2 separate regions of the Homo sapiens genome follow, and region 2 is linked to region 1. A link is a loop called in an ENCODE intact Hi-C map of the cell type or tissue named here. Cell type or tissue: breast epithelium. All regions are shown on one strand.

Region 1 (2,500 bases):
TTCACGGGGTCTGAGTGGGCGCCATTGCCGGATCCGGAACCCGCCTGAGGGTCTTCGCGGGGTCTGAGTGGGCGGCATTGCCGGATCCGGAACCCCGCCTGAGGGTCTTCGCGGGGTCTGAGTGGGCGCCATTGCCGGATCCGGAACCCCGCCTGAGGGTCTTCACGGGGTCTGAGTGGGCGCCATTGCCGGAGCGGGAACCCGCCTGAGGGTCTTCACGGGGTCTGAGTGGGCGCCATTGCCGGAGCCGGAACCCGCCTGAGGGTCTTCGCGGGGTCTGAGTGGGCGCCATTGCCGGAGCGGGAATCCCACCTGAGGGTCTTCACGGGGTCTGAGAGGGCGCCATTGCCGGAGCCGGAACCCGCCTGAGGGTCGTCACGGGGTCTGAGTGGGCGCCATTGCTGGATCCGGAACCCCTCCTGAGGGTCTTCACGGGGTCTGAGTGGGCGCCATTGCCGGATCCGGAACCCGCCTGAGGGTCTTCACGGGGTCTGAGTGGGCGCCATTGCCGGATCCGGAACCCCGCCTGAGGGTCTTCGCGGGGTCTGAGTGGGCGCCATTGCCGGAGCGGGAACCCGCCTGAGGGTCTTCACGGGGTCTGAGTGGGCGCCATTGCCGGATCCGGAACCCCTCCTGAGGGTCTTCACGGGGTCTGAGTGGGCGCCATTGCCGGATCCGGAACCCGCCTGAGGGTCTTCACGGGGTCTGAGTGGGCGCCATTGCCGGATCCGGAACCCCGCCTGAGGGTCTTCGCGGGGTCTGAGTGGGCGCCATTGCCGGATCCGGAACCCGCCTGAGGGTCTTCACGGGGTCTGAGTGGGCGCCATTGCCGGATCCGGAACCCCGCCTGAGGGTCTTCACAGCATCTGAGTGGGCGCCATTGCCGGAGCCGGAACCCGCCTGAGGGTCTTCGCGGGGTCTGAGTGGGCGCCATTGCCGGAGCGGGAATCCCGCCTGAGGGTCTTCACGGGGTCTGAGTGGGCGCCATTGCCGGAGCGGGAATCCCGCCTGAGGGTCTTCACGGGGTCTGAGGGGAAAGCAGGGCCGGGGTGGGCGTGTGGAAGGTTTTGGGGTGTGGCTTCAGGTGAGTCTTCAGGAGGCTTCGTTAGGATTGGGCATGTTTGGGACGGAAGTGGTTCGGGACTGATGGACATAAGAAGGGTTTGGAGTGAGTCTGGAGACTGAGCCCAGCTGTGCTGTCCGCTCACAGGTCCTAGGCAACGACTGTCAGGAAGTTCCCAAAATAAGTCACTCACAACCTCATCGTCCTGGGTAAGTTTCCTGATATGTTCCACAGCTCAATGGTCCATCATTGTTTTTGGTTTTGTTTTGTTTTGTTTTGTTTTGTTTTGTTTTTGAGGCGGAGTCTCGCTCTGTCGCCCAGGCTGGAGTGCAGTGGCGCGATCTCGGCTCACTGCAAGCTCCGCCTCCCGGGTTCACGCCATTCTCCTGCCTCGGCCTCCCGAGTAGCTGGGACTGCAGGCGCCCGCCACCACGCCCGGCTGATTTTTTTTTTTGTATTTTTAGTAGAGACGGGGTTTTACTGTGTTAGCCAGGATGGTCTCGATCTCCTGACCTTGTGATCTGCCCGCCTCGGCCTCCCAAAGTGCTGGGATTACAGGCGGGAGCCACCGCGCCCAGCCTGTTGTGTTTTGTTTTTGAGACAGCGTCTCGCTCTGTTGCCCAGGCTGGAGTGCAGTGGGGCAATTGGGGTTCACTGCAGCCTCGACCTCCTGGGTTCAAGGGATCTTCCCAGTCTCCACCTCCCAAAGTGCTGGGATTACAGGCGCGAGTCACTGCACCCGGCTCCATCTTTTTTTCCCCCCAAAACTGGCTGTCAAGAACAAGGAAAATTAAAAAAAAAAAAAAACACAAGGAAAATTTACCATCTTAACCATTTTCAATTGAACAGTTCAGTGGCATTGAGAAAGTGGAAAAACTCAAACCGTGTTCCCTCTGGTCTCACTGCACAGTAATAATCAGCACAGAGAACTTCTGTTTCTCCCGCACACCAAGCAAGCAGCCAGCTTTGCAACAGACACAGAGGAGTTCTGTTTCTCCCCGCACACCCAGCAAGCGGCCAGCTCCGTTTTTCCTGCACACGGAGCAGGCAGTCAGCTGTGTCTCCCGCACACCGAGCAAGCCCTCAGCTTTGCCACAGACACCGGCTGGGTGTTCTCCCTTTCAGTTCGCTTCTGAGGCTGTCTACCTGCAGTTAGCCCCAGATCCACAGGCTGGGGGCTCAGTCCCACAAGACTGCCCCACACTTCCCACCAGTCGTGAGTCCAGGCCTCTGGAAGGTGTCACCAAATGGCATTAAATTGGGGTTCCCACCACCGCCCTCTTTGGGCTTGATTAATTTGCTAGAGAGGCTCACAGAACTCAGGGAAACACTTTTACCGATTTATCACAAAGAATATTTAAAAGCATAGAAAGACAGCCCGATGAAGAAACGCACAAGGTGGGGTCTGGAAGGGCCCCGAGAGCAGGAGCTTCCGTC
Region 2 (2,500 bases), 78 kb before region 1:
CCCTGCTCTGCAGCTGAGGGCCTCCACGTGACAACATCCCAGCAGCACCGGACCCACCTGGCACCCACCTGGCACCCAGGCCTCACTCTCTAAGACTTCCCAATAAAAGGACCTGGGGCTCCCTGCCTGGCACCCAGGCCTCACTCTCTTAAGACTTGCCAATAAAAGGACCCGGGGCTCCTTGGAGAAGGGGCTGATTCCCGGGCCAGGGCAGGGAATGCAAGAGGAGGCTGGAGCACCCTGCAGTGCCAGGAAGTCAGGACGTACCCCAAAATGAAAAGTCTGTTGAAAGGGGTGCATCAGGGGACCCAGGAGCCGACGGCAGGAGCTCCCTAGGGCCAAGGACAGATGGTGTGCTTCACAAGAAAGTAGTGTTGCCTTCTAGCTCAGAGTTTAAAACACATATAAAATGAGCCCATCCGGATACAAACAAATGATCAAATAAATAAATACAAGTCCAAGCTATTCCAGATCCTCCCGTCTAGGAGAAGCCCCCCCACGGCCGTGGACTTGCTGCCTGACTAAATGTGCAAAGGGAGAAGCAGTCCTGTCACCAAGGAGACACCTACAGACACCTGACTCTGGTGAGGAAGGTCAGAGCTGTCTGTAATGTCACTTGGATGTCAGGGACGCCACAGTGGGGTGAGACAGGCGGCAGCACCCCTCCCTGAAACCTGTCGTCCACCCCCACGAGAAAGCACAAGACAAGCCTGGATCGGGGCACCTGGACAAACTGCCTGGCCAGGCCCTCTCAGAACTGCAGGGCATGGAAGACAAGGAAAGACTGAGAGACCGTCACAGGCCTGAGGGTGCTGGGCAAATGGTGCACGGGAGGCTGTCTCCCACAGGTGGCAGCGGGGACAAGGTCCTAGAGCAGAAACAGGACATTGATAGTGAAATTCAAAGTCCGGAGTTCACAGGGACACCCAGCGACGGTTTCTCAGCTACAACAGCCATGCCCTGTGGGCTTTGAAGTTACAGAGGGGAGGCTGCGGAGTGGCAGAAGGGACCCTCTGCGCTCACTTTGCAACTTTTCTGTAAACCTAAAATTATCCCGAAATACGTTTATTTTTTAAAATAACCATTCATTAGCCGGGCACGGTGGCTCACGCCTGTAATCCCAGCACTTTGGGAGGCTGAGGCAGGCGGATCACGAGGTCAGGAGATCGAGACCATCCTGGCTAACACGGTGAAACCCTGTCTCTACTAAAAATACAAAAAAATTAGCCAGGCGTGTTGGCGGGTGCCTGTACTCCCGGCTACTCGCGAGGCTAAGGCAGGAGAATGGCATGAACCCAGGAGGTGGAGCTTGCAGTGAGCCGAGAACGCGCCACTGCACTCCAGCCTGGGTGACAGAGCTAGACTCTGTCTCAAAAACAAAAACAAAAAACCATTCATTACTGCGGAAGAGGTGTGTGTGCGTTGCAGAAGGTTAGGACAAGACACCGCGTTTCCGCAGCCAAGGACATCGACAAGTCCCATTCTGCGCTTTCAGGAAACTGTCAGGAAATCACAGGACTGCGGATGGCACAAAGGGCAGAAGTGCCCAGGCCTGCCCAGGCGCCCCAAGAAGCTCATGCTGCCAAGCAGCTGGCATTGCCATTAGCATTCAGAGTTCTCTGGGCCGCAGGCGGGCAGAGGAGGAGACTGCAGCAGAGCACCCTGCGGGGAGTCCCGCCCAAGCAGCGGGTCCAGCCCCTCAGCAGAGACTGCGAAGGGGTTTCCTGGCCTGCCTTCCCTGCTGCAGGGGCCCCCCATCTGCACATCACACAACAGGAACACACCTACTTTTGGCAATGCAATAGCTGGTGTACTCTGGTCCAGGTGGAAAAAAGCCTTGTGAATCACATATGCTGGTTTCATTATAATTGATTTTTAAATTAGACAAATTACAGATAACAAAGCCACTCCTTCAGAAACAGCCAACCAAGAGTAAGACCATAAGATCACATATAAAATGCCTATTAATTTCTAACTATCAAAGAATAAGTTAATAATGTATTCATTATTCTTTCTGCAAATAAAACTAAGTCTAACTTGAAAACCTAGATACTGGCCAGGCATGGTGGCTACACCTGTAATCCCAGCACTTTGGGAGGCCGAGGCGGGAGCATCGCTTGAGCCCAAGAGTTTAAGGCCAGCCTAGGTGACATGGCAAAACCCTGTCTCTACAAAAAAAAAAAAAAAAAAAATTAGCTGGGCATGGTGGCATGCACCTCTTAGCTACCAGAGAGGCTGAGGTGGGAGGATTGCTTGAGCCTGGGAGGTGGAGGTTGCAGTGAGCTGAGGTCACACCAGTGCACTCCAGCCTGGGTGACAGAGGGAGAACATGTCTCAAATGATAAAAAATAATAATAAAAAAGAAAACCTAGACACACCCCGGATGGAGATGAGGCTGTGGTTGGAGGCAGCCTGGTGGATCGTGTATCTTACAAGGAGTGCTTTCTTTATGACTTATTCTTAGAGGATGTAATGCTGCCAGGAGCCTCGATGGAGCCAA

Evidence for each region. Hi-C counts contacts between places; a loop is a spot of excess contacts. Peaks named below come from ENCODE experiments on the same cell type or tissue, not always from the same donor. Only the 100,000 strongest peaks of a DNase experiment are listed, where the experiment ranks them.
Region 2: it touches region 1 in a loop (12-fold over the local background); 97 of 110 quality-filtered maps call a loop at or near these places.

Annotation. Positions count from the first base shown.
Region 1 is chr11:735,466-737,965 of GRCh38, forward strand. LOC105376509 (a long non-coding RNA gene) reads left to right here and starts at 1,059. Exons shown (of 3, transcript XR_930962.3): 1 at 1,059-1,272. RefSeq lists an enhancer at 1-188. In breast epithelium, no CTCF peak of the experiment used is centred here; no DNase peak of the experiment used is centred here.
Region 2 is chr11:657,057-659,556 of GRCh38, forward strand. The region is part of intron 10 of DEAF1 (DEAF1 transcription factor); the gene reads right to left. LOC124902603 (a long non-coding RNA gene) reads left to right here. Exons shown (of 2, transcript XR_007062543.1): 2 at 1-2,048. Among named protein-coding and RNA genes, the nearest start is that of DRD4, 21 kb to the left of the region's middle. In breast epithelium, no CTCF peak of the experiment used is centred here; DNase peaks (open chromatin) are centred at 1,335 and 1,505; H3K4me3 peaks cover 347 bases; H3K27ac peaks cover 1,129 bases.